Linked DNA regions of Homo sapiens: region 1 is linked to region 2. Evidence: chromatin loops called from intact Hi-C (ENCODE). Cell type or tissue: PC-9. All regions are shown on one strand. Each heading gives the region's core, and the rest is flanking DNA. Links, peaks and the distances in the headings are about the cores only.

Region 1 (16,663 bases), core at 3,991-6,490, 130 kb before region 2:
TCCCCCTAAGGTGCTGGGTCTGCCCTAGAAGCCACTACAGGCCGGTGGCTTGGCCAGGCCAAGGCCTCCTGGGTGGCGTCGGTGAGGACTGGCCTGGAGCATAGCCCCACCCCTCCCTTCCTTCCCATCGTAGGTCCCTGCAATGCGAGGGTCGCTCCGATGCTCCTCCCCAGGCTTCCCACTCCAGGGGTCCCTTCGGACAAAGAGGGTGGCTGGGGCCTGAAATCCCAGCCCCCTTCCGCAGTGCAGAATGGCAAGTTACCAGGTCAGTGTGGAGTGGGGGTGCCTAGGGGGCACTGGGAAGCACCTGGCCCTATGAGGGTCAGGGCCTGGCTGCCATATCCCACTCTGTCCTCGGATGCCAAGGCTCAGAGAGGGCAGTGACTTGTCACACAGTGATCTGCTGAGGAGAAGCCTGAACTCTGGCCCTGGGACCCCATGTGGTCCCCAGTATGGGAGTCCTTTCCATCCCTGCCCCATGGCATCTGCAGTCTCTCAAGCCCTCGGCTGGGCTCACTCCTGCCCCTAACCTTCCTCCTAGCACCAATGCCAGCCATCCAGTGGGGACTGAAACCTCAGAAAGCAGGTGTGAGTCTGTCTGCCCCCAGGCCCCACATCCCAGAGGGACAAACTCTCAGCTAGGTCTATCCTCTGTCTCCACCCCAGATCAGGGTCACCCCTCCATCACCCTTTTTCCCTAGGCTGCCTAAGCTATTCAGGCACCCGAAGGCCAGGAAGTCCCTCCCCGAGTCTACCCTCTTGCTCTTTTTTTTTTTTTTTTTTTTTTTTTGAGACAGTCTCGCTCTGTCGCCCAGGCTGGAATGCAGTGGTGCAATTTTGGCTCACTGCAAAATACGCCTCCCAAGTAGTTGGCATTACAGGCACGCACCACCATACCTGGCTAATCTTTGTATTTTTGTAGAGTCGGGGTTTTGTCACATTGGACAGGCTGGTCTCAAACTCCTGGCTTCAAGTGATCAGCCCACCTCAGCCTCCCAAAGTGCTGGGATTACAGGCGTGAGCCACTGCGCCCAGTCTCTTGCTGCTCTCCAGATTTCTTCTGGTTCCATTCCCTGTGGACAGGAAAAGTCTCTGCTTCCCCTTCAGAGTCCCTAAGGTCGATCTTTGGCCTCCAAGGAGTCAGGGGAGACCTGGGTCCCCCGCACTGACTTCCTTTCTCCTCACAGGGCACCAGCCTCCAAATGGCTATGGACCGGGAGCAGAACCAGGTGAGGAGGCCCTTCCTGGAGTTCCTCCCCTCCCTTCCCTTCCTCTTCCCTCCTCTTCCTTCTGCCATCCCAGGAAGAGGGGAGGCCAGGGCTGTGGCTCTCGCTGACCCCCATCTCTGAGTCACAGTTTTCTCTCCCCCAGGTTTTAATGGTGGCCTCGAGCCACAGAAAATTGGTGAGTCCTCCTGGGCCCCCGACCCATGTTGAGCGGAAGCTGGCATCTCCCTCATGCCTGAGTCAGTCTGTCTGTCCGCATCCCCCTGTCTATGAGCTGGTCACCTGGCCCTCCTGATGCTGTCCCTGTTCCACTAGCCTGTCCCTAGCTCCTCTCCAATCTCTGTCCTGCAGGTTTAGGTTATGGGAATGGTGTCCTGGGAGCCAGGGTCTTCCCCGAGGCCCACCCACAGCCAGGTGCCTGGGGAGCAGGGGTCGGGGTGGGAGAGTTGGGCTCAGGGCCCCAGCCCAGCCTCTGACACCCTCTTTCCTCCTCCAGGGTTCCATGGGGCCAATGGTTTTAGGAATAGTGAGTCAGACCCAGGGGACAAAGTGCAGTGGAGTGGGGGAGACAACAGCCCAGGGGCTAGGCGGGAATGACCAGAGTCTCTTGGAGGGGATGGGGTGGAAGCTCTGGTGTACCCCAAAGCAGCAGCTCTAGCCCCTGAAGGAAATGGTAAGAAATGAGCCTTCTGGGAGCAGAGCCAAGCCCAACAGGGGCCAGGGGTCCCAGCTCCTGTGGGCAAGGGTACCCCTGCCAGCTCTCCTCCCCACAGGGCAGGCCGGGGTGCTGTGGAACTCTCGCTGGCCCACCCTCCAGGCCTGGGGGGCCGGCTTGAAGCCTGGATATCAGGCTGGAGATGAATATGCTGAGGCCAGGAGCCAGCCAGGTAACGGGATGCCTGGATGAGTGTGTTGGGGCCATTAGAGGTGGCTTCAGGGAACTGGGCCCTGGGCCCAGGTCTACCCACAGCCCCACAGAGATAGAAGGTACAGCCCTCTTGGCGGAGGGGATGGAGTGAGTGAGAAGAGGCCAGGAGGGCATAGGCAGGAAGGAGCAGGAAGGAATGGAGCTGGAGGAGAGGCCAGAAGAGCCCGGGACCCTGAGAGCCAGCCCAGACACTGGACCAAGAAGGGGAGGTGATGGAGTTGGGAACGAGGGCCATCACGGACTCAGTTCTCCATACTCTGTCCCTCTCCCCCCGGTCCTCTGAGAAACTGAGGCAGAGCTGAGCCCTGGGCCCTCCGGGGAGGGGGTGTCTCCCACAGCCTGGGTTGAAGCTGGGGTGGACGGAAGCTCTCTGGTGACCCGAGTGCTCCTGGTCTGTCTGTCTGTGCCACAGGGGGCCCCGACGTGAAGAGAGGCAGCAATGGCCAGCTGGGGAATGGCTACGGAGGTGAGAGGGAGGCGCAATGGCCGAGCCGCCTGCCCAAAGGCCCCCCGTGGTCACCCCTCCAGCCATACTGGGGGACACCCAGCCCTTGGGAAGGATAGCAGGTTCTGCCACCTGTAGGTGGCTGCTGAGTGACTGACCCCAGAAGCTCAGGTCCCTGGGAGGGGAGGAGGGGGCAAGGCCTCACCAGGGCCCCGCCCCTCCCTAGCCCAGCTCTATGTCTTCCCAGGCCGCTGCCCTCTGGGGAAATGCTGAGCACTGCAATGCCCCTCGCCTGCCCAGCAAGGAAGACAGACCCTTGGGCTTGGCCTCTGGTGCTGCCTGGCCGGGGGTCTCCTCCATGCTAGAACCACAAACGTGCTTCCCTGCTTGCCTCCGCGTGCCATGCAAGGGGCTTGCTGACCAGGGTGGGAGTGGCATGGGCCTGCAGCCACCACCCAGCACCTCATTCATTCATTTGGCAAACATCAATGAGGCCATGTGCCAGGGACCATGTTCCCAACAGGAGAAATCATGAGAAGAAAACAGACTCGATCAACGCCTGCCCTCAGGGAGGGCATCACTTGGTGACCGCCTAGCGGGGGAACCACATCCAAGTTAGGGGCCTTGTGCATGGAAAAGAACACTTCATTCTTTGTGTTTTCATTTATAATCGATTTATTAAAGTTGTTAGATAAAAATCTCATTTTCCTTAAGCTTTTATAGTGGCCTTCCAGATATTGTATTGACTAATAATTTGGATGTAAAACTCACTTTCACAATCTTTGATGAATGCTTAATTAGTTTATAAATTTCACAGCTCGGCCAGGCATGGTGGGTCACGCCTGTAATCCCAGTATTTTGGGAGGCCAAGGCAGGAGGATTGCTTGAGCCTACAATTTAAAGACCAGCCTGGGCAATATAGTGAGACCCCCATCTCTATAAAAAATAAATAAGTAAATAAAAACAAATACGAATTTCACAACTCGACTTTTCCCTAAATATTTTGCGTGCCTTAAATGCCTGATTAACGAAATAGCCTTAGACATCTCAAACAACAATTAGAAACATAATCGACTTGACTCTCTTGATTCTCTCTCTCTTTTTTTTTTTTTTGAGACGGAGTCTCGCTCTGTCGCCCAGGCTAGAGTGCAGTGGCGCAATCTCGGCTCACTGCAAGCTCCCCCTCCCGGGTTCATGCCATTCTCCTTCCTCAGCCTCCCAAGTAGCTGGGACTACAGGCGCCTGCCCAGCTAAGTTTTTGTACTTTTAGTAGAGTCGGGGTTTCACCATGTTAGCCAGGATGGTCTGGATCTCCTCCTGACCTCGTGATCCGCCCGCCTCGGCCTCCCAAAGTGCTGTGATTACAGGCGTGAGCCACCGCACCCGGCGACTCCCATCTCCACAAATAAAAAACTTAGCCTGGCAGGGTGGCGCATGCCTGTAGTCTCAGCTACTTGGGAGGCTGAGGTGAGAGGATTACTTGAGCCGAGGAGATCGAGGCTGCAGTGAGCCATGATGGCACTACTGCACTCCAGCATGGGCGAAAGAGCAAGATCCTGTCTCAAAAAAAAAAAAAAAAAGTTTCTATATTCCAATTTTGAATAGATTGACCATTTTATCCTTTTTGTTCTGAGCTACCAGATTCGCACCCATCTGTCATTTACAATTGTTCTTAGGAACTTTAACACAAATGCTAAGTATATTATCACCAAACTTTACTTTTGAATTGTGATATCGTTTTATCTTTCTTATAAGATAACTGAATGGAAATCTGTGCACCTTGACCCATCCACACAGGATCCTCATACCTGAGTTGCAATGGGTAAACAGCAACGAGAGGACAATCTCACACTCCACATCGGTGGCGTCGGGGGGCGGGCGCGGTGGGTCATGCCTGGAATCCCAGCACTTTGGAAGACTGAGGCCGGCGGATCGCTTGAGCCCAGGAGTTCGAGACCAGCCTGGGCAACATGGTGAGACTCCATCTCTACACAAAATATAATAATTAGGCCGGGCGCGGTGGCTCACGCCTGTAATCCCAGCACTTTGGCACGCCGAGGCGGGTGCATCATGAGGTCATGAGTTCGAGACCAGCCTGGCCAACATGGCGAAACCCCGTCTCTACTAAAAACACAAAAATTAGCCGGGCATGGTGGCGGGCGCCCGTAATCCCATCTGCTCAGGAGGCTGAGGCAGGAGACTCGTTTGAACCAGGAGGCGGAGGTTGCAGCTGAGACTGCGCCAATGCACTCCAGCCTGGGGGATAGAGCGAGACTCCGTCTAAAAAAAATTTTTTTTTTAAATTTAAAGACCATAATAATTAGCCGGGTGTGGTGGCGTGCACCTGTAGTCCCGGCTACTTGGGGAGGCTGAGGCGGGAGAACTGCTTTAGTCCGGCAGGTCGAGGCTTCACTGAGCCAAGACCGCGCCACTGCAATGTAGCCTGGGCGCCAGAGTGAGGGGCTCAGTCCCCAAAAAAGCCACCTAAAAAACAAACAAAAAAAAAATTGGTGAGGCGCCGCGCCTCGGTGTCGCAGCGAATCCGCAGATCCTCAAGCCAGGTGGGGGCGCCCACTGCGCGTGTGCAGCGCCTGATAGCCAGGCTAGCTGAGGGCGGGGAGCAGCTGCGGCACCTGGGACACAGCGATTGGCTGGGACCAGGAGAGGGCGGGAAGAAGAACTTGGCGGAGCGCGCTCATATCTCTGATTGGCTGCCAAGGGTAGCCCTTGACAGCTGCCGGGTGGGACCCGTAGACCGCGAGCGCACTGGCCCGTGATTGGTTGGGGTGCGGCGGCGAGCATCTGCGATTGGCTGGGCCGCTCGGAGTGCGGCGCTTGGCCACCTCCCGAGGTACCAGGTCACGGCTGGCGGCGCGCTCTGGGGCCCTGGGCTGGCGGCCGCAACCGGGGTGGCGGCCGCAGCCAAGCTGGCGGCGCGGCTGCCCCGCTCCAGCTCGCACCCGCGGCTCGCCCGCGCCCGCGCCCACTCGCGATTGGGCCGGGCCCGCTCGACGCTGCCGCCCACCCCGCTGCCCCCGCCGTCCCTGCCGCACCCGCCGTTGCCCGGCCTGCCGCCCGGCCTGAGCCCCGGGCCGCCGACGCCCTCCGCTCTCGCCCTGGCCGAGCTGCCACCGCTGCCCGCGCTCCCGCTGCGGCCCGAGCCGCTGGCGCCCTGGGGCCCCGGCGCGCATCTGGCACTGCCCGAGCTGCCGCCCGAAGCCTGCTCACCCGCGCTCTCCGCCGCCGTGCTCGCACTGCAGGACCTGCCGCGCCTGCCCGCGCCCGCGCGCTCCGCCCGCGCTCCTACCGCTGCTTCCGCTGCCCGTGTCCGCCGTCGCCTCAGCCCCTGGGCCCGTGGGCGCGCTCGTCCGCCCGCCCCTGGTCTCCGAGCCGCCGCCGCATCCGCTTCCGCCGCTGCCCGCGCGACCCTCTCCCTTCAGCCTGCTGACGGCCCCCGAGACCCGCGACCCATGGCTGCTGTCCGCCTTTCCCCTGCCACCGCCCGTGCCCCTGTCCCCGCATTTCTTCCTGTCGCCGCCCTGCTGACCTGGCCCCTCCCGCGGCGGGTGAGTAGGCAGCCCCCGACAGGGCCAGTGCCCGTAGCCACCTTCCCCGGGCATGGATTCAGAGGACGGGGGTTAGAGCCCAGTTTGGGGAAGAGAGAAGGAGAATCGGAAGCAGCTCAGGTTTGGTAGAGAAAGGAGCGAGTCTGAAAATAGACTTGTCTAAAGATTCGGGTCTTCCATTTTCCCCTGCTGCCCTCCAGCAGGCCTCTTGCTAGGTTATTTGAGAATGTAACCCGTCCCCTGGGCTGATAACCTGGCTAGTGATCAGGGCAGCGGGCGGGGCCCACAGCACGTGTCCAAGGAAATGGGGATCAAGGGTATGAAAACAAAAGTTTAAAGTGCTGGGCCGGGCGCGGTGGCTCCCGCCTATAATCCCAGCACTTTGGGAGGCTGAGGCTGGCGGATCACCTGAGGTCAGGAGTTTGAGACCAGCCTGACCAACATGGAGAAACCCTGTCTCTACTAAAAATACAAAATTAGCCGGGCGTGGTGGCACATGCCTGTAATCCCAGCTACTCGGGAGGCTGAGGCAGGAGAATCGCTTGAACCCGGGAGGCGGAGGTTGGGGTGAGCCGAGATGGTGCCATTGCACTCCAGCCTAGGCAACAAGAGCTAAACTCCGTCTCAAAAAAAAAAAAAAAAGTTTAAAGTGCTTTAACTATATCCAAATATTTCATTTCTCTTATAAATAAAGGGTCTGGATGCCATGGCTAAGGCCATCCTCAGTGTATGGCTCTTGAAAATTCTGATCCTGCCGCAAAAGTCTTTTTTTTTTTTTTTTTTTTTTTGAGACGGAGTTTCGTTCTTGTTGCCCAGGCTGGAGTGCAATGGCATAATCTCGGCTCACCACAGCCTCCGCCTCCTGGGTTCAAGCGATTCTCCTGCCTCAGCCTCCTGAGTAGCTGAGTTTACAGGCATGCGCCACCACGCCCAGCTAATTTTCTATTTTTAGTAGAGACGGGGTTTCTCCATTTTGGTCAGGCTGGTCTCAAACTCCAGACCTCAGGTGATCCGCCCGTCTCCCAAACTGCTGGGATTACAGGCATAAGCCACTGCGCCCGGCCTTTGAAAAGTCTTCAGAAGTCAAATTTTCAACTGAAACAGATCCAGGGGTCGGGCTGGCTGTGCGCACCAGGGAAGCAGTGGTGGGGATCGATACTGGACCCAAGGGTCACATGCAAGGGCTGTGAAGTCATCCCCATGGGACAGGAGAGCTTCCCCCACCCCCACCCGGGCTGGGCCCTGAGAGGAAGCTCCTGTTCTCTCCAGCTTTGCCTGCACCCCACCTGCCAGTTTCTGTGCAGCCTCTACAACTTAATAAAGTTCTCTTTGTTCCCTAGGTGGCCTGAGCTCAGGTAATCAGGCGAAAATTCTTTCTCAGTGGGCTCTTCTCCAGCAGCCTAGGACTGGTATCAGAAAGCCAACCTTGACCCTGGGGGACCTCGGAGAGCCCGGGACCCACCACCAAGAAGGGCAGTGTACTAGTTCTTTGTGACTGCAGTAAAAATTTTATTTTTTAATTTTTTTTATTTTTGGTAGAGATGCGGTTTCACCATGTTAGCCAGGATGGTCTCGATCTCCTGACCTCGTGATCTTCCCGCCTCGGCCTCCCAAAGTGCTGGGATTACAGGCGTGAGCCACCGCGCCCGGCCTGACCGCAGTAGCAAATTTATACACACTGCATGGCTTCAAACAACAGAAATGTATTCGTTACAATTCTGGAGGCCAAAAGTCAAAAATAAAGGTGTGGGCAGGACCCTGTTCCCTTCACAGGTGCTAGGGGAGGATCCCTCCTGCCTCTTCCAGCTCCTGGTGGCTCCAGGCCCTCTGTGGCTTGTGGCCGCATCACAGGAGTTCCTGCCTCCGTCTTCACATGGCCTTCTCCCCATGTCTGTCTCCAATCTCCCTGTTTTTATGTTGTAAGAGGTTGGATTGTCGTTGAAGGTAGGACCCGCCTGAAACCTAGGATAATCTCATTTTGATATCCTTAGTTTAATTACATGTGCAAAGGCCCTTTTATCAAGTGAGGTCACATTCACAGATTCCAGGGCTTAGAGGGTGGAGGTATCATTTTGCGTGCCCCCATCTGGACATGCAGTGTCCTCTCCCCTGTGGGGCTGACCTACCTTCCTAGCCGTCTTCCCAGAACGTAATGTGTCTTAAATCCGTCATGCTGACCTGGGGCCCTGGGTGCCCTTGGGCAGGAGCTGATGGCACTAGTACCTTGATAAAGTTCTTACTGGCACCAGAAGAGAATAAAGTAACTCTCCTTCCCCTTCTCTGACTTATGGCCAGGTGCCCATTCCCACTGGCTTGCCGCTCCCCAGCTCCCTGCGCTTTATATTGTTGAGGCCTCCTCTCTCAGCTAAGAAACAGGAAGTACACAGATGTGTATTCTTAAAGACAGCATTAGCCACGGGGCCCCCACCCTCAAAGGGTGGGAGCGATAACTGCTGCTGGTTGAAACTGACAGTTACTACTGATAATAAAGTTAATTGTTACCCAGTCAGTGGAGTCTGCCCAGGTGTACAAGTGAAACCTCCATTATGCTTTTGACAAAATATGCTTGTCTTGAGTCAATACCCACCTCGATCCCCAAGGTGCCAGTCCAGGGATGTGCCAGGGTTGAAGCAGAGCTGTCTCCTCTCTGCTTTACAGCCAGGAGCACCTGAGGTTTGGGCAGCTGTGACTTGCCCAGGGAGCCCTGGGGTGGGGCTCGCATGAGGTTCTGGGAGTCCAGCCCGCTGCCCCCTGCAAGTGGGGAGCAAAGGGCACTTCCCTTGCCAGGGACATGGCAATGAGAGTGAGCCAGCTGGTGGAGGGGGCCTCTTCCGTAATCAGATCCAAATGCAGTTTTCTGCAGAGGTTTCCCTGTACTGGGAGCCTCGAAGAATTTGGGACAAGGAGGAACGGGATGGTGCTTGGGAGGCCCAGAAGAAGGAGAGGCCCTGCCCCGCTGCCCTGTCGGGAAAGAGGTTCAGGAGGCTCTCTTAGCCCACCTAGGGGGGCTAGCTCCAAAGTCAGGGTCTGGGTTGGTGTCAGGTGTGTCCTGCTTCCCGCTGTGCACTTGGTCAGGTTCGCTCAGCTCCCTGAGCTTGTTCCTGTCTGTGAAGGTGGGCAGTGAGCCCGTGAGGGTGACAGCTGCAACACCGAGATTTAGCTGCACCTTTTGGTTTGGGAGCTAGGGGACCAGCTTCTCTACCTGTAAGATCTGGGTCTTGGCTCCTCCGGGCGCAGTGGGTGACTCTGCCCTTGGGGTTCTTAGTGTGCTGCCCCCACACCCACCCCCGCACTGTTCCTGGCGCATGGTAGCTCCTGGTAACTTCCTTCCTTTCCTTTGTGGTCAGGCCACACTTCCCCCTCTAAGAGGCGCGGGTTAACCCACTTCGACCCTATCTAAGCTGATCTCTGGTTTCTTCTGCCCACCTGAGCCTCCCTGCCCCTCTTTCCTCCTAGACGGAACAAAAACGAGGTCCATTTTGTCGCTCCAGGAAGGGACTGGTGGAGAGCCGGCTTCCTTTCCTCCCAGGGTAGTACAGTGGGGAAGGTTCCCCTCCCCCACCTCTTTTCCCAGACGTGGTGGATGGGGGAGGGGACTTCGCTGGAGGTGTTAAAGTGCCATTGAGATGGTAACCACACCAAGGGGCCCCCACTTTTCCATATCAATGGCATTCCAGTCCCTGATTAGGCCCCAACCTTAACCCTTCCTTTCCCAAGATCCAACTGAATCCAGGTGCACGGGGGCCTAGGAGAGGGTCTAGGACCTCCCAACCTAGGTCTAGTGAGGGCTGAGGACAACAGGCTAATTGCTACCCATGTGTCCTGGGAATCCTCCCACCATGGGCAGCTCCCCAACCACCCTCTTCCAGCCTCTCCTAGGCTCCAAGATGTTTCTCCACTTTTACTCTCCCCAAGGGGCTTGGGGAGATACTGTGTTTTATCTTAGAGACTTGGGGTGGGAGGAGCCTGAAGCCGCACAGGGCCACTGTGAAGGCAAGTCCAGTGGGTTGGTCACTGAGGTGGGGGTGTGCGCATTTGCTGAGCAGCCTCCACCCACTCTGCTGGCTAGTCCCTGGAGTGTGGGCTTGCTTTCCTTCTTGCTCCGGTGTGGAGATGTTGGGCCAAAGAGGAATTGGGGTCTTAAAAACCTGGGGTCGGCTGGATGCGGTGGCTCACACCTCTAATCCTAGCAGTTTGGGAGGCCGAGGCAGGCAGATCACGAGATCAGGAGTTCGAGACCAGCCTGGCCAATATGGTGAAACCCCGTCTCTAATAAAAATACAAAAATTAGCCGGGTGTGTTGGCACATGTCTGTAGTTCCAGCTACTCGGGAGGCTGAGGCAGGAGAATCGCTTGAATCCAGCGGGCAGAGGTCGCAGTGAGCCGAGATCACATCACTGCACTCCAGCCTGGGCAACAGAGCGAGATTCCGTCTCAAAAAAACAAAACAAAACAAAACAAAACACAAACCTGGGGTCCCCGAGCAAGTGCGGTGGCGCTTGCCTGTAATCCCAGCACTTTGGAAGGCTGAGGCAGGCGGATCACCTGAGATCAGGAGTTCGCAGACCAGCCAGACCAACATGGTGAAACCCCGTCTCTGCTAAATACAAAAAAAGAAAAAAAATAGCCGGGTGTGGTGGCGCATGCCTGTAATCTCAGCTACTTGAGAGGCTGAGGCAGGAGAACAGCTTGAACCCAGGAGGCAGAGGTTGCAGTAAGCCGAGATTGTGCCATTGCACTCCAGCCTGGGCAACAAGCGCAAAACTCCGTCTCAAAACACAAACAAAAAAACCCCTGGGGTCCTCTTATGCCCTTTCCGGGCACAGCGCTCACTGGATGTGTGCAGCCCGCCACTGGGCTACAACGTAGGGGTTTAGAGCTGAATGTGGAACCGGTGAGTCACCGAGGCAGGGCCCGACAGCAAGTGGACCAGCCGTCCCGGTTTCCCTGGAGGACCCAATATTCAAGCTGGGAATGTCCCTCAAAAAAGTGGGATGAGCCGATCACCTTAGGCCCTAGGACAAGGAGGACTTGTTCCGGCCCAGGGAAGAGAATAGCCCCTGGGTTGGGGCTGCTGGGTGGGGGGACTTCCAGGGAGGCAGGCTTGCTGCTGCCTCCTGACAGCTGCCCAAACCTGTGTGGCTGGATTCCTGGAGGCCCCTGGAAGGCTGCGAGGGAGCCCGCTGACCGGCTTGCCTCCGTCTGCAATCTCTGCTCTCCCCACCCCAACCCTGTGAAATCTGAGCCCCAGGGGCTGGGTGAGCTGGACAAACCTGCCACAAGATTCCCTGAGTCCACTGATGGCCATTTTCCAGCCTCTGTATCACCCCCCCATCTTCCAGACTCTGTGGGGCCACCAGGTCAGCCCCCCTCGTACCGGAGGAGCCCCCCTCAGTGGAGAGGCCCAGGGGGTGGTGAAGAGGAGGCCAGGCTTCTGTTTACCTTACAGACCAGCTGATTGGCGCTGGCCTGTCTCTGTGTTTGCAGGGGAGGATCTTAAGCTGTTTTGGGTCAAGGCCCCTTTGCAAATCTGAAGGAAAGTATAAATCTCTCTTCCAAAAGTATCATTTTTTTTAAGAGACAGGGTCTCACCTAGGATGGAGTGCGGTGGCATAATCATAGCTCACTGCAGACTCTAACTCCTAGGCTCAAGAGATCCTCCTACCTCAGCCTCCCGAGTAGCTGGGACTACAGACAGGAACCACCTAACTCAGCTAATTTTTGTGTATATATATATATATATATTTTTTTTTTATTTTAGAAATGGGGTCTCACTGTGTTGCCCAGGTGGGTCTCAAGCTCCTGGCCTTAAGCAATCCTCCCACCTTGGCCTCTTAAGCGCTGGGATTACAGGCGTGAGCCTCAGTGCCCGGACCCAAAAGATGCTAAAACCCTTTCGCAGAAGCGATGCTCATACCCCTAGGTTTGAACCCTGACCGCTCCTTGAGGTTAGAGCCCTTTATACACAATGTCCCACCCACTAGGTGAGGGGCACTGAGCAGGGGTGTGCCTGGCCACTGGCTCCCCGAAGGCAATGCCGTGAAGTGGTGCAGCCACCAGATGTGTGTGGTGGGCACCTCCAGCCCTGCCCGCACTGGCCAGTGGGCTCCAGCACACCCCAGCCCTCCCAGCACCAGGCAGGTGAGAGGCAGTCCCAGGTGAGGGCCCACTCTGAGGATCCTCTGTACCTCCCTGGAAAGTGTATGAATGGAGACAATGTTCCTCACATCCCTTTTCCTTTTTTTTTTTTTTTTTTTTTGAGACAGAGTCTCCCACTGTCACCCAGGCTGGAATGCAGTGGTGCGATCTCGGCTCACTGCAACCTCTGCCTCCGGTTCAAGCGATTCTTCTGCCTCAGCCTCCCAAGTAGCTGGGATTACAGGCACCCGCCACCACGCCCAGCTAATTTTTTTTTTTTTTTTTTTTGAGGAGTCTCTCTCTGTCGCCAGGCTGGAGTGGAGTGGAGTGGTACGATCTTGGCTCACTGCAACCTCTACCTCCCGGTTTCAAGTGATTCTCTTGCCTCAGCCTCCAGAGTGGCGAGTGGCTGGGACTAGAGGCTTGTGCCACCACGCCCAGCTAATTTTTGTATTTTTAGTAGAGACGGGGTTTCACCATGTTGGCCAGGATGGTCTCGATCTCTTAACCTTCCGATTTACCTGCTTCGGCCTCCCAAAGTGCTGGGATATCTAATTTTTTGTATTTTTAGTAGAGACGGGGTTTCACCATGTTGGCCAGGCTGGTCTCGAACTCCTGACCTCGTGAATCGCCCACCTTGGCCTCCCAAAGTGTTGGGATTACAGGCGTGAGCCACCGCACCTGGCCGTCACACCCCTTTTTCAGACAACAATCCTCAGAGGTTCTTAGCACCCAGGCAGGGGCTTGAAGGAGTTCATGAACCCTCCCCCACAAATGAGGGGCACATGTTTGTGGGTGCATGTTCTGTGAGTCCCACGGGGTTTCTCAAGTGGGTCTTTGACCAAAGGAGGTTAAGGACCTCGACCTTCCATGACCTGTCCCAGGTAGGGGTCAGGATTTGAGCTTTGGTCAGTGGGACTCCCAGGCTGTCCCCATGAGTGGAATCACAGGCTCTGAGGGGGTTTTTCCGGAGGTAAGGCTTTCCTGCAAACTGGAAGGCAGGTCTTGGGGACACTTGAGTCCCTGGACTTAACCCCCGTGCCCACCTCTGGGGTGTTTTGGCCCGGGAGGCCTGACTGGCCACTCACTCACCCACCCATGGAACATAACCGGGTCCTGGGCTGTGCCCCACCCTGGGTTCCAGCCCCAGCCCGTCCCGCCTCCATCCCCCTTCCTGAGTGCCCCCCAACCTCCACAACAGGCCCCTCATCCTCTGGCCTCTGGAGATCTTAGGCAGCTCAGCTCAGCCTCGGTTTCAGCAGCAGGGGTGGCAAGAGCGCACCTGAGCTGAGGTTGAAGTGGGGGGTAGTTTTCTAGGCCGTTGCCAGGGCGATGCCACCTGAGCTGGGCGCCAGGCACCTGTCGTCTGGGGAACAGTGCAGGCGGGGACCTTCCCCCGGGAGCTAGCGGGGCCACTGGGCTGAGACGGGGGATGGATCAGATTCCAGAGAGTCCCAGGCGGGCGGGAGTGTGCGATACTCGGGGAGCTGGGGCATGTTTGCATCACGAAACTCGGCTGGGGGAGAGCAGAGGCAGCTGGGGAGGGGCTGCGGAAGGAGGAGGCTCAGGAAGGCAAGCCGACGCCCCCTGTGTGTGTTTCTGTCCTGAGCCTGTTACTTTTTTGACCCCCGATCCGTCTCTTCTTCCTCAGCTTGTCCTCCATCTTCCCCTCCTTTACCCTTGGTTCCCACATGCACAGATGCTACGGACGCTTTTCCTCCCCTGTCCCCACTCAGCCGCAGCATCCCCCGCTGGCCCCCAGGCCCCTCATCCATCCGCTGCCCACGAACCCCCAGCCCCGCACCCTCCCCGTGGCTCAGGTCTCCCCTATCCCGGCCTCCCTGCACTTCACTCTGCTCCTCCCCTGCCTGGGCCTTAAAACCCCGCCTGCAGCCGAGAGCCCGCAGAGTCCCCAGGTGGCACTGTCAGAGTCGCTCAGTGGGAACCTGCGCCAGCCGGCAGGAGACGTGGCTGTCCTCAGCCTGGCAGTGCGTCTGGAGGGCCTGTGCGAGCTCAGCCCAGGTGTGACAGCGGGGTGGTAAGAGCAGCAGCACCCTCAGGGCATCCGATGGGCGGAGGCCCCTCGAGGTGACACCCACCACTCAGCCGAGCGGGACTACGAGTCTGCTTTGTGCTCCGCGAGGACCAGAAACACCTGCAAGAGGCACGGAGAGGAGGCGCCTTTCAAGAGGCGCCTTTCATGGAACTGAGGACTGGCCTGGCTTGGGGACACCAACAAGCCTTCCCCCTCCTGCTGGACACAGAGACACCCACCCAGCACACCAGACACACCCTCTGAGTCACCTAGGCCGCCTGGGGCTGAGAAGACCTAACCGAGGGGCCAGATGGCTTCGACCGGCTTAGAACTGCTGGGCATGACCCTGGCTGTGCTGGGCTGGCTGGGGACCCTGGTGTCCTGCGCCCTGCCCCTGTGGAAGGTGACCGCCTTCATCGGCAACAGCATCGTGGTGGCCCAGGTGGTGTGGGAGGGCCTGTGGATGTCCTGCGTGGTGCAGAGCACGGGCCAGATGCAGTGCAAGGTGTACGACTCACTGCTGGCTCTGCCGCAGGACCTGCAGGCCGCACGTGCCCTCTGTGTCATTGCCCTCCTGCTGGCCCTGCTTGGCCTCCTGGTGGCCATCACAGGTGCCCAGTGTACCACGTGTGTGGAGGACGAAGGTGCCAAGGCCCGTATCGTGCTCACCGCGGGGGTCATCCTCCTCCTCGCCGGCATCCTGGTGCTCATCCCTGTGTGCTGGACGGCGCACGCCATCATCCAGGACTTCTACAACCCCCTGGTGGCTGAGGCCCTCAAGCGGGAGCTGGGGGCCTCCCTCTACCTGGGCTGGGCGGCGGCTGCACTGCTTATGCTGGGCGGGGGGCTCCTCTGCTGCACGTGCCCCCCGCCCCAGGTCGAGCGGCCCCGCGGACCTCGGCTGGGCTACTCCATCCCCTCCCGCTCGGGTGCATCTGGACTGGACAAGAGGGACTACGTGTGAGGCGGAGGTTTCCCCTGGGAGCCCACTGCTCCCCACTGCCCCGCCCTTTCGACCTTGGCCTGATGACCAGATGCCCTGCTCCATCACAACCTCCTTCCCCAGGAAAACCCACTTTCCAAAAGCCCAAGCTACACCTGGCTGCAGGGCTGGGTCAGCTGGCCTGGCTGAGCTCTTCTCAGTGGGGTCCCCTTTGATGTTCTCCCCCAAGTTGGGCAGCCTAGAGGTGTTGGGAACCCTGGCCTGCCCCCACCTCCCCAGTAATTGTTTCCTTCCGTTGCCCAGGACACTGGCTGGCCTTCCTTCTCTTCTGAGCCCTCCCCTGCCCCAGGAACCCTGGCCTCACCAAAACAGCAGCAGCTCGTTGGCTCCAAAACCAGGGAGCAGACCATGCCCTCCCAACCCTGGAGTTGTCAGGGAGGGCCTGCCCATCACCTCCCTCTCCCCAACATCCCCACCCTCGAGTTGGAAATAAAGAGCATTTGTAACTGGGCTCCCTCTAATCTGTGCGCCGCCGCTGGGGCTGGGCAGGCACAGCCAGGTGGCCTCCCTTGGTGGCTGTCAGGCCAAGGTCTGGCTCTAGGTTCTGCCTGGTGGGTATGCTCACTCAAGCCACGGGGAGAGGGGATCGTGACTCACTTATGCCCATCTCTTCCCCTAGCCAGGGTGGGCACTCAGTAACCCGCTGCAACACCAAATGCACTAACAAAACATGCTTTATTTGATAAAAATGTGAGTGTAAAGGGGGTGAGACGAGGGGGGCAGGGCAGAAGGGTGCAGTGTTGGAGGTGGGGGCGGGGGTCTACATAGCTGGGACCTGGCCCTGGGGGGTGGACGTCTTATCAGGACGGAGGAAACAGAGGTCAGAAGTTCCGGAGGTGGGCAGTCCTTTGTTAACAGATCATTTGTTTTTCCAGGGGTGAAGAGAGGAGCTCCAGAGACCTGAGTAGGATGGGGGGCAGCTGTCCAGTGACATCTAGGGAAGCCCAGCCCCCAGCAGCAGCAGGAACTCTTGGGGACAGTCTGTCTTGTTGCAAAGCCAGCACAGCAAGCAGCCTCCGCATTAGTTCCATAGCTTGACTGGCTTCTAAGATGGGCATGTCAAGATCCAGAATCTCAAAGCATCCCCTCTTTGGCTCCATCATCCAAGGGTGAGAAACAGCAGAGCCTAAGTGAGAGTCTGAGTCAACACCTTGGCTCAGTTTTCAAATGAATTTTAAATATCCTCAGTCAAAAGAAAAATAGCAGGAGGCAGAAACAAAAGGTACGAACCCATCCCAAAGCTGTTGGGCACTGCCACTTCTGGATGGCTCTAGCGCCAGCGGAGCCCCCATTCCCCTCCACGTCAGACGTAATTCTTGGTA
Region 2 (11,927 bases), core at 9,077-11,576:
AGAAGCCCAACGAGGAGGAGAAGGGCGCCCCGGAGAGTGGCGAGGAGGGCCTGGCCCCTGACAGTGAGGTGGGCAGGAAGAGCTACCGGTGCGAGCAGTGCGGCAAGGGCTTCAGCTGGCACTCGCACCTGGTGACGCACCGGCGCACGCACACGGGCGAGAAGCCCTACGCCTGCACTGACTGCGGGAAGCGCTTCGGCCGCAGCTCGCACCTCATCCAGCACCAGATCATCCACACGGGCGAGAAGCCCTACACCTGCCCCGCCTGCCGGAAGAGCTTCAGCCACCACTCCACGCTGATTCAGCACCAGCGCATCCACACCGGAGAGAAGCCCTACGTGTGCGACCGCTGCGCCAAGCGCTTCACCCGCCGCTCGGACTTGGTCACCCACCAGGGCACCCACACGGGCGCCAAGCCGCACAAGTGCCCCATCTGCGCCAAGTGCTTCACGCAGAGCTCGGCGCTAGTCACCCACCAGCGCACCCACACTGGGGTCAAGCCCTATCCGTGCCCCGAGTGCGGCAAGTGCTTCAGCCAGCGTTCCAACCTCATCGCGCACAACCGCACACACACAGGCGAGAAGCCCTACCACTGCCTCGACTGCGGCAAGAGCTTCAGCCACAGCTCGCACCTCACCGCGCACCAGCGCACCCACCGTGGCGTGCGGCCCTACGCCTGCCCGTTGTGCGGCAAGAGCTTCAGCCGGCGCTCCAACCTGCACCGGCACGAGAAGATCCACACCACCGGGCCCAAGGCCCTGGCCATGCTGATGCTGGGGGCGGCGGCGGCGGGGGCTCTGGCCACACCCCCACCCGCTCCCACCTAGGAGGCCAGGAAAGGGGGAGCGGGGCGCCCAGGGCCACTGGAACAGCCCCACTGGAGTCAAGGCTCCGAGGGAGGAGAGAGGGGCTCGGGAAGGGAGCTGGGGCGGTGAGGGCATGGGGTGAGGCATGGCGATGGGGGAGGGCGAGGGCGAGAAAGGGCAGGCACTCTGCGAATTAAAGGCCTTGGACTTGAAGCGCCCGCCTACACAGCTTTGTCTCCTGGTGCCCTGGCGCTGATTCCCCGAGCGTGGGGGAGCTCCTGGGCTAATCCCCTGTCCTCATTGAGGCATCCCCGCATCACCACTCTTGGCTTGGGTCTCCACCAGGGTTGGGGTCCCTTTTGCCAAAGGCCCATTCCAAAGCGTTGCACACATTGGCAAGCAAAGGCTTCAAGTACAGAGAGGTTTCCAGGGCTGAAGCCAGTCAGCCGCTCCTGGACCTGGGGACCCCTTGCCGGCCGTCTGCTGCTGACGCCACTTGTCCCAAGGGCACTGCTTACTGAGCCCGCACTCTCCCTTGGCTCTTCTCTTTGGAAGCCAGGAGCAGGCAGAACTGGTCCGGAAATTCCTGCCTGCCCCATCTCCCACTCAGGCATCGGTGGCTGGGTTTTGTGACTGGCCTTTGCCATTTGCTCCCACCATGGCCTGCCTGTGGTCCTGCGAGGGCTCCTCACTCACCAGGGGCCACTTTCCTTCTTGGCCCATGCTGCAGCTGCTGTCACCTGCCTCTGCTATGTCTCACCTCCTTGGCCTCCTGGTATATGTCCTATATAATTCGCCCTGCTCGCCCCTGCCTGGCTCTGAGCTTTGATTTACTCCTGGTCTTTCCGCTGGCGTTTGTTTTTGTTTTTGCGACAGAGTCTTGCTCTGTCGCCCAGGCTGGAGTGCAGTGGCCTGATCTCCACTCACGGCAGCCTCCACCTCCTGGGTTCAAGTGATTCTGCTGCCTCAGCCTCCTGAGTAGCTGGGACTACAGGCGCACGCCACGATGCCTGGCTAATTTTTGTATTTTTAGTAGAGACAGGGTTTCACCATGTTAGCCAGGATGGTGTTGATCTCCTGACCTTGTGATCCACCCACCTCGGCCTCTCAAAGTGCTGGGATTACACACCTGAGCCACTGCGCCTGGCCCCCTGTTTTTGTTTGTTTTTTGTTTTGTTTTTTGAGGCAGAGTCTTGCTCTGTTGCCCAGGCTGGAGTGCAGAGGTGCGATCTTGGCTCACTGCAACCTCCAGCTCCTGGGTCCCAGCGATTTTCCTGCCTCAGTGTCCCGCGTAGCTGGGACTACAGGTGTGTGCCACATGCCTGGCTAATTTTTTGTATTTTTAGTGGAGACAGGGTTTCACCGTGTTGGCCAGGCTGGTATTGAACTCCTGACCCCAGGTGATCCGCCCACTTCGGCTTCCCAAAGTGCTGGGATTACAGGCGTGAGCCACCGTGCCTGACCTCTTTCCCTGGTTTTAACCTCTGTAGCTCCCAACTCCCATTCTCTGCTTTTTTCCCTGGGTGGGGATGGGCTCATCCTGCCTATCATCCCATATTTGTGGCCCAGCTCCCGAGATAACTTTCAGCTCTGACACCAACTGACCACGAGGATGTCTGCACCAAGAAGGCCCTTGAGACCCCACCTGTCTTTGTGGATTATGGGGCCACCAGGGTGGCCACAGCCCTGGTTGGCTCCCAGATCCTGAGGAAAAGAGTGGCTTGCTGAGGACGGTAGACTGAGAAGAGTAATCATAGCTGCCAGTTGTCAAGCAGCTGCTCTTCCAGGCACAGGGCCAAGCACTGTAGATACCGCTCTCTACAACAATGTAAGTGTGCATTGTTAGCCCAGGTTTTTTTTTGTTTTTTGTTTTTTTTTTTTTTGTCTTTTTAAAAATAGAGACGGGGTCTTGCTATGTTGCCCAGGCTGGTCTGGAACTCCTGGGCTCAAGTGATCCACTCACCTCAGCTTCCCAAGTAGCTGGGACTACTGGTGTACACTACTAGGCCCCATGCAGGGCTATCTAAAAAGAGGAGGACAAGGCCAGGCGCAGCGACTCACACCTGTAATCTCAGCACTTTGGGAAGCCTAGGTGGGTGGATCACTTGAGGCCAGGAGTTTAAGACCAGCCTGGCCAACATGGTGAAACCCTGTCTCTACTAAAAGTACAAAAATTAGCTGGGCATGGTGGCAGGCGCCTGTAGTTCCAGCGACTTGGGACGCTGAGGCAGGAGAATTGCTTGAAGCCAGGAGGTGGAGGTCACAGTGAGCTGAGATCTTGCCACTGCACTCCAGCCTGAATGATAGAGCAAGACTCTGTGTCAAAAAAAAAAAAAAAAAAAAAAAAAAGAGAGAGAGTAGGACAATAGACCTGACCTTCAGGAATGTTAGACTCAGCTAGAGATGTGGGTGGGGTGGGATGTAATCAACGGGACACCAGGGAGCTGCTCACTAGCGGAAGCCCAGGCAGGACTTGATGGTATCCAGGAGGTCTCTGGAATCTAGGCTAGGGATGCTGGCAGGATTGGTTGAATTAAATGATTATTTCCAAGGCCAGAAAAAAAGCTGTTTCCTCCCTTCAGTTTGTCTTCATGGTCCCAATCACTCAGCCAGAAATAGGATTGCTCTGCTTGGTTCAGTGTGAGGGGGTGAGGGAGACTCATTTGTAAAGCAGGGTTGCTCTCAAAAGAGCTCATTTTCTAAGTAAGGAGAGAGACAGAGGTGGGAGAGTTTCTAAAATGACCCTGGAAGCCGTCATCACTTGGCAAGAGAGCTGAGCAGAGTACTCACTTGCACAGTGAGTGCTGCTTGCTTTAATTTCAGTTCCTTAGGCTCCGTGGCCAGCGTGCCAGGGACCAGATGTCAGGACCTGAGTGATTCAGAGGTCTGTCAAGGCTTGGTGTGGTGGCTTACACCTGTGATCTGAGCACTTAGGGAGGCTGAGGCAGGAGGATGGCTTGAAGTCAGGAATTTGAGACCAGCTTGGGCAACACAGCAAGACCCTCGTCTCTAAATAGTTAAAAAAAATTAGCCAAGCATGGTGATGCGTGCCTGTAGTACCAGCTACTTGGGAGGCTAGGGTGGGAGGATCGCCTGAGCCTGGGAGGTTGAGGCTGCAGTGAACTGTGATCGCACCACTGCCCTCCAGCCTGGGCAACAGAGCAAGACCCTGTCTCCAAAAAAAAAAAAAAAAAAAAAAAAAAGACCGTTGAGTGATCTAGGGAGTCATTTAAAAACTTCACTCTGGCCTCCAGGGAGCCCAGACAGCAGACAGTTTCCTGGTGAAACGTTTCCCCTTTCGTGGCAGAGTGCAGGAGCACGGGTTCCAAGGGCCCCGTGGAGGGTGCCTGCAGATGGCCATTCCTTATGGCTGGCCCACTTCTCCCTCTAGGGATCCCTCCGGAGGCCCCACTGTGGGATAGATCTGGAAAGAGTATCTTAAGAGTGGAACTTGGCAGTTTCGGAAATATTCGACAAGCACAAATAAGACAGGGAGGAGTAGGGGCTGTGCCAGGGAAGGACCTGGAACGCCAGGCTGAAGGGTGCTCATAGTTTGGTAGGTGATGGGCGTCACTGAGAGGTAGGAGGCTGGAGGGAAGAAGCCAGGTAAGGGTCTTGGTGTCTCCCTGGGTAGAGGATGAGGAGGTTCAGCGGTTTCCCTGGCTTCCTCGGGGCTTCTCGGCCACTGGAGAACTCCACCAGATCATCACTGATGCGGTGTCAGGAGCACGGTGAGGGCGGAGGCGGAGAGGCAGGATGTATGCATCCTGGCTTCCCACCTGCTTCCCTGCGGCCCCAGGTTCCTGTTGCAAGCGCTCAGGGATCGGCTGTCGGCGCTGCCCCTCTGGGCCGGGGGCGTCGGCCTCAGCGCCGTCCTAGCCTAGGACACCGTCTCCCAGTTCCCGGGCCCGGCCGTGTAGCGAAGCCCAGAGCCTGCAGGGTCCCATGGACCCAGCCTCTCGCTCGGCGGCCCCGTCGCCGGCATGACTGAATCCAGGAGGCCACGCCCCCCTGCCCTTAGCCATTCAGGCATCGGGGCGGGGAGAAAGGCGGCTCCAGCAGAACCAGCCAATCACGGCTGAAGTTTGTGCCCGGCCCTTTTCCCCTCACCGCCACGCCCCAAGCCGCACGGTTGCCCCGGCAACTGCTCCAGGATCCTGTCTTTGAAGCATTTCGTCTTACCCTTCGCTGGGCGTTCGTTGCCGAACGAAGCGAAGACCACGGGGCTGGACCTTCGCTACAGACCTCAGTCCTCACAGCCCGCCCCGCCCAGCCACTGACTTCCTGGGTCTATCACCGAGATGCCGAGCCTCCTGCAGTCCTAGAGAGCATACGGCGCAGGGCCAGGGCCACTTCCGGCCCAGAGGACTCCCTGTCAATTTGCTGCAATGGCTCCTGCACCAGGGTTGGGTGGGTTCGCTGCACTGGCCGCGGAGCTAGAGCATCTTCCGAGCTCCCGAGCAGGGGCTGACGGTGCTGCCAGCTGTCGTGCGGTACGGCCGGCAGAGAGCGGCCAGGAAGGAGACCGTGCCCTCTTCCGGGGGAGCAGAAGAAACGCGCGGGCTGTGCGAGGCGGCTCGCGGCTCTGGAGTGCCTGAGGGGCAGAGGGCGGCAAACGTTAACTGTAGGGGCTTTGCTGCGTTCCTCACACATTCGTTTTTTTGTTTGTTTTTCGGAGATGGATTCGTGCTCTGTTGCCCAGGCTGGAGTGTAGTGGCGTGATCTCAGCTCACGGCAATCTCCACCTCCTGGTTCAAGCGATTCTTCCGCCTCAGCCTCCCGAGTAGCTGGGATTACAGGCGCCTGCCATCATGCCCGGCTAATTTTTGTATTTTTAGTAGAGATGGGGTTTCACTATGTTGGTCAGGCTGGTCTTGAACTCCTAACCTCGTGATCCGCCCGCTTCAGCCTCCCGAAGTGTTGGGATTACAGGCGTGAGCCACCGCGCCCAGCCAATTTTTGTATTTTTAATGGGGTTTCACCATGTTGGCCAGGCCGGTCTCGAACTCCTGACCTCAAGCCCGCCTCGGTCTCCCAAAGTGCCGGGATTGCAGGTGTGAGCCACCACGCCCGGCCTCACTAGTTCATTTTTCAAATACAAAATGAATGCCTGTTAATTTAGCAAAGGTCCTTTGCTAAATGTTGAGTTGTAAGTGAGGAAGATTCCAGACAAGACCCTTGCCCTCATGGGGTTCCAGTGTGGTGGGGGAAACTGACAGACACATACATGGCACACACTTTAACTTCAAGTAGTTACAAATGCCAGAAAGAAATGAACTGGGTAAAACAGGAGAGGACGGTCGGAGCTTCATTGTCAGGGAAGACCCCTCCAAGGAGGGGACATTTAAGCTGAGACTCAAAGGGTGAGAAGCGGTTTTACAAGGATCTGGAGTACGAACCTTTCAAGCAAAGGGAACAGGATAAACATGAGGAGGAGACTGGTGCCCAGTAGCTGAAATGACCCCTGCCCCGAACCTTCCCCGCCCCCACCCCAACCCCCCCATGTGGAGGGGAGGGGAGTGAGGAGACAGGCTGGAGAGCTGCGACTTGTCAGGGGGCAGTGGCTTGAGGCTTCTCCCTGGTGTCCTGTGAAGACAGTCCAGCCTTCCTCATCGCACGCTCCTCTGGCAGCCTGAGACATGGGGTCAGGCGGGCTTCCTGCCTGGTGTAAAGGCAGCACCCAATGAATGGCCTGCACCTCAGTAACTTAAGACAGCAATTTTTATGTTCTCAACTAACAAAGCCCTAGGCTAGTCATGGAGATGAACACAGATCTCACAGAGCAACCACAGAGCTCTTCAAGGATTCAGGTGATCCTGTCATTAATGCCTTTCTCAGAGACTTAGTGAAGCCAGTGTCTACTGGTAAAAGATAGCTGGGGATGGGGTGGGTACACAGGTCATGCATGATAAGGCCACTCAACATTTCCATCTCCCTAAGGAAAAGGAGCCTTTGGTTTCCTTCTTTCCTGTCATGCCACTTCAGCCATCTCAACCTTGTTAACTGAAGGCCACCAATGAGTCCAAATTTCAGCCAACCAATGGAGTAAACTGCTAAAAAGCCACCAACAGCCACACACGCTAACATTAAATTTGAAGTCTACTAAATGCACCTATATCATTGAATTTGATTTCTCATTTTGTGTGTGTGTGTGACAGAGTCTTGTTCTGTCACGCAGGCTGAAGTGCAGTGGCATGATCACAGTTCACTGCAGCCTTGACCTCTCAGGCTCAAGCGACCCTCCCACCTCAGCTTTCTGAGTAGCTGGGACTATAGGTGCTCACCACAACACCCCGCTAATTTTTGTATTTTATGTTTCAACTATGTTGCCCAAACTGATAACAAACTCCTGGGCTCAAGTGATGATCCTCCAGCCTCTGCCTCCTAAAGTGCTGGGACTACAGGCATGAGCTACTGCACCCGGTCTAATCTCATCTCTTTTTATATTCTGTCCACTTTGGTATGCTATCCTTAGAATCTACTCTTGCATCTATCCCCCAGGTTTCTGCTAGTTTATATCAGCAAAGTGAATTATTTTAGTGTATAAGCTATTTCCTCCTGGGTCATAACGTGTATCTTTCCCCTCTCTCTCTGTCTCTTGCACACGCTTGTGCAGCCTCTCTCTCCACACACACACATATATAGATTGTGTTGAGATTTGACCCTAGTTGTTATGAGTTTACTGGCAATGGAGCGCAATTGTGGTGGGTTTTCAGGAGAATGGACATCCCCTTTTAGGTCTTCTGCCCCTGGGAAGGTTATCCTAAGGTTTTCAAGCAGAGAAAGGCTATTCTATTCAGATACTGAGGGCAAACTACTTCTACTGGTAAAGGAGGCTCAGAGTGACCTAAGGAATCAAGACTGTCAATTTCATCTGGGTCCAAACATATATCCCCACTTTGAATTTCAGGATCACCTTCTGTTTTTTCGTTTTGTTTTGTTTTTTTGATAGAGTCTCGCTCTGTCGCCCAGTCTGGAAGTGCAGTGGCGCCATCTCGGCCCCCTGCAACCTCACCTCCCAGGTTCAAGCGATTCTCCTGCCTCAGCCTCCCGAGTAACTGGGATTACAGGACTGCACCACTGTGCCTGGCCAGGATCACCTTCTTTACCAATCAGCGCAGTAACCTTCACGTGAGATTTGTTGGGCCTGGGAATTTAGCTGTCATTATTATTCAGCGACTCTACAGTTAAGTTTTGTGTTTGATTTTCAGTGACAGTATTGTGGCTATAAGAGCTGCTTCTAAGCTATCACAGAAGTTCTCAGGTTCTCAGACCATGACTTGAACTGAGCTAAGGGACTTGGGCTTGTCATTTTCTCACTGTAAATGCTCAAGTGCACTAAAAATAATGTATCCCATACCATGGTTGTATAATCATCATTATACATCTGTGGACACCATAATGGCTGAGTGCAGCAGCTACTTGTTCCCACCAGGTACATGCTTTCATTGGCACTTCATCATCACCTGCAGGTGGCTGCTTGATTAATTGTGATATCGCTGCAAGCCGTGGATAACCAGCACCCTGTGATGGTTAATTTCATGTTAAACTATACTGGGCCAAGGCATGCCCAGACAGCTGCTTAAACATTCTTTCTGGGTGTGTCTGTGAGGGCTTCTCAAGAAGAGATTAACGTTTGAATTGGCTGAGTGAGTAAAGCAGACGGCCCTCACCACGGGTGGGCATCATCCATCCGTATGGAATTAAACAGAACAGCAAGGCAGAGGAAGGCTGAATTCTCTCTGTGCCTGAGTACTTGAGACCTGGGTACTGGGACATTGATCTCCTGGTCTTGTGCTCCTGATTCTCAGGCCTTGAGTCTTGAATTGGAATCTACACCATTGGCCTTTGGCTCTCAGGCCTTAAAATTACAAAACTGTTAGGAGGCGGAGGCAGGCGGATAGCTTGAGCCCAGGGGAGTTCGAGATCAGCCTAGGACATACAGGGAGAGGCCATCTCTATATAAAAATATATATATAGAACAAATTAGCTGGGTATGGTGGTGTCCACCTGTAGTCCCAGCTGTTCAGGAGGCTGAGATGGGAAGCTTGCTTGAGCTGGGGAAGTCAAGGCTGCAGTGAGCTGTGATTGTGCCACTGCAGTCCAGCCTGGGCAACAGAGGGAGACCCCATCTGAAAAAAAAATGCTGCACCACTGACCTTGGGTCTCCAGCTTGCAGATAGCAGATTGTGGGGCTTCTCGACTGCCATAATCATGTGAGGCAATACCTTAGTGTGTGTGTGTTTATATATATACATATACACACACATAAAAGCTCTCTCTCTCTCTCTCTATATATATATATATACACACACATACACATGTATATATAGATTCTGTTATTCTGTTTCTGGAGAACCCTAATACATATCCTATTTCTCATTGTCAAGGAGCTCAGTCTGCACTCAAGCCCAAATACCCAAATCCGTCCCCATATCCCTTCTTTGTGCATCTATCTCTTGAGACCACTCCTTGTACTAATTTTGTATCAAGCAAGGTCCAATCAGGAGAAGGGAAGCACACAGTAATTTGAACTGGGAAAATTTAATATATAGAATTAAGCTATAAAGGGCTTAGACTGGGCGCTCTGGCTAACGTCTGTAATCCCAGCACTTTGGGAGGCTGAGACAGGTGGATCACCTGAGGTCGAGAGTTTGAGACCAACCTGACCAACATGGAGAAACCCCGTCACTACTAAAAATACAAAATTAGCTGGGCGTGGTGGCACATGCCTGTAATCCCACCTACTTGTGAGGCTGAGGCAGGAGAATCACTTGAACTCAGGAGGCGGAGGTTGCAGTGAGCCACTGCACTGCCTGGGCAACAGAGCGAGACTCCGTCTCAAAAAAAAACAAAAAACAAAAAGGCATTTTCAAGAGGTTGGCTGGTAAGAAGTAAAGAGAACTCTGATTCTCTGGTCACAGCACATAGCAGCAGCCATACCTTCTGGCCTGAGTTCCAGCACTCAAGCAAGAGGTTTCCTGGTCCCTGGGCTTAGATCCAGACCTTGAAGAGGGCACAACGGCAGTTTCACTGAATGGCAGAGAAGTGGCTGTGGTACCACATGGGCAGAATTTGCTGGAAATCCATCCTCAAGGGTAGAAAAAGCTGCTCACAGGGAAGTGTCTCATGAGAAACGCGCTGCTACAGAACTACCTGAAGAGGGTGGCAGAGAAAGCTGCTAGGTGCCGCTGGTTGAGGTTCACTGAGGCGGCGGCACTGGAGACGCTTTGCAGGCTGCGGGCGCCTGCTGTCACAGGAGCTGCCCATGCTGCAGGAGCTGGGTGCTGGCGAAGCCCTGTGTGCTGCAGAAGCCAGACTCGGAAGAAGTCACCCGTCATGCCGGAGCCTAGAGAGAACACACCAGAAGCAGGAAGGGAAACTCGTCTCCTGCAATGTCTCTCCAGCGCCCTCTACTGACAAAGCTTAAGATCATGCCAGCTGGTAAAGGAAAAACTAAAGGGCCAGAACCATTTCACAGAGCAGGCAACGCAGGAGCTGGGACGTAATCAATAACTAGCACAGGTTTATATTATGATTCGTCTGTAGCGGCCTGCCAAAGGTTCCATATAACATCCCTGCGGCAGGAACTGACACTTCAGGCCCCACCGAATCAGCTAGATAACGGCCCACATTGCAGAGCAGCCAATCAAAACCGGAACATATTTAGATCATTTGGTAAACGGGACACTCAAGCAGTCCTATAGGGAGGCCTATGTGGGGAGGAACTGAGGTCTCCTGCCAAGAGCCACGTGAGTCATCCGCCTTCTAAGTGGGTCCTCCAGTGCCAGAGGACTGGGGTCCTCGTTGGTGTGGTGTCTGCAGTATCATGAGAGATCTTGAGCCAGAACTGCCTAGCTTAGCAGCTCGCATATTTCTTTTTTTTTTTTTTTTTTGAGACGGAGTCTTGCTGCTGCCCAGGCTGAAGTGCAGTGCCATGATCTCAGCTCACTATAACCTCCACCTCCCAGGTTCACTTTACTTTCTTCATTATTTATAGACTATATTTTCTTTTTTGTGAGACGGAGTATTGCTCTGTCATCCAGACTGGAGTGCAGTGGCGTGTTCTCAGCTCACTGCAACCTCCGCATCCTGGGTTCACGCCATTCTCCTGCCTCAGCCTGCCGAGTAGCTGGGACAAGGTGCCTGCCACCACGTCCGGCTTATTTTTTGTATTTTTAGTAGAGCTGGGGTTTCACCGTGTTAGCCAGGATGGTTACAGGCGTGAGCCACCGCACCTGGCCACTTTAGACTGTATTTTCTAGCGAGAAAAAACAGTGGGCCGGTCCCGATGGCTCATGCCTGTAATCTTAACACTTTAGGAGACCAAGGCGGGTAGATCACTTGAGGTCAGGAGTTTGAGACCAGCTTGGGCAACATGGCAAAACCTCGTCTCTACTAAAAATACAAAAATTAGCCGGGCATGGTGGCACACACCTGTAATCACAGCTACTTGGGAGGCTGAGGCAGCAGAATTGCCTGTAATCCCAGCACTTTGGGAGGCCAAGGCGGGTGGATCATGAGGTCAGGAGTTTCAGACCAGCCTAGCGAACATGGTGAAACCCCATCTCTACTAAAAATACAAAAAATTAGCCAGATGTGGTGGTGTGCTCCTGTAATCCCAGTTACTTGGGAGGCTGAGGCAGGAGAACTGCTTCAATGTGGGAGGTGGAGGTTGCAGTGAGCCAAGATGGCGCCACTGCACTCCAGCCTGGGCTACAGAGCAAGACTCGGTCTCAAAAAATAAATAAATAAATAAACAAATAACCGGGCGCGGTGGCTCACGCCTGTAATCCCAGCACTTTGGGAGGCTGAAGCGGGCAGATCATGAGGTCAGGAGAGCGAGGCCATCCTGGTTAACACAGTGAAATCTCTACTAAAAATATAAAAAAGAGGCCGAGGCAGGTGGATCACGAGGTCAGGAGATAGAGACCATGCTGGCTAACATGGTGAAACCCCGTCTCTACTAAAAATACAAAAAATTAGCCGGGCATGGTGGTGGGCTCCTGTAGTCCCAGCTACTCGGGAGGCTGAGGCAAGAGAATGGCATGAACTCGGGAGGCGGAGTTTGCAGTGAGCTGAGATCGCGCCACTGCACTCCAGCCTGGGCAACAGAGCAAG

The links. A loop is a pair of places that touch in the nucleus more often than their neighbours do. Peaks named below come from ENCODE experiments on the same cell type or tissue, not always from the same donor. Only the 100,000 strongest peaks of a DNase experiment are listed, where the experiment ranks them.
Region 1: it touches region 2 in a loop (18-fold over the local background); 3 of 110 quality-filtered maps call a loop at or near these places.

Annotation. Positions count from the first base shown.
Region 1 is chr16:2,998,715-3,015,377 of GRCh38, forward strand. GREP1 (glycine rich extracellular protein 1) reads left to right here. Exons shown (of 29, transcript NM_001396456.1): 24 at 134-265; 25 at 1,188-1,229; 26 at 1,372-1,404; 27 at 2,000-2,113; 28 at 2,567-2,620; 29 at 2,847-3,297. The coding sequence ends at 2,872. CLDN9 (claudin 9) reads left to right here and starts at 14,209. Exons shown (of 1, transcript NM_020982.4): 1 at 14,209-15,791. The coding sequence starts at 14,649. The coding sequence ends at 15,302. It overlaps CLDN6 (claudin 6), which reads right to left. Exons shown (of 2, transcript NM_021195.5): 2 at 15,998-16,663. The coding sequence ends at 16,645. RefSeq lists enhancers at 1-468, 2,766-3,302, 5,049-6,007, 5,154-5,448, 7,254-7,548 and 4 more and silencers at 5,113-5,406, 5,154-5,448, 5,393-5,492, 5,503-5,592, 15,469-15,636. In PC-9, for the core only: a CTCF peak has its summit at 5,155 (motif pointing right); DNase peaks (open chromatin) are centred at 5,287 and 6,407; H3K4me3 peaks cover 393 bases; H3K27ac peaks cover 380 bases.
Region 2 is chr16:3,119,499-3,131,425 of GRCh38, forward strand. It overlaps ZNF213-AS1 (ZNF213 antisense RNA 1), which reads right to left. Exons shown (of 6, transcript NR_110900.1): 4 at 9,963-10,155; 5 at 9,750-9,812; 6 at 6,031-6,468. ZNF205 (zinc finger protein 205) reads left to right here. Exons shown (of 7, transcript NM_001042428.2): 7 at 1-1,019. The coding sequence ends at 827. Among named protein-coding and RNA genes, the nearest start is that of ZNF213-AS1, 9.4 kb to the right of the region's middle. RefSeq lists silencers at 4,779-5,048, 9,941-10,198, 9,950-10,244 and enhancers at 4,859-5,338, 8,194-8,744, 9,882-10,101. In PC-9, for the core only: CTCF peaks have their summits at 10,227 (motif pointing left) and 10,438; a DNase peak (open chromatin) is centred at 10,233.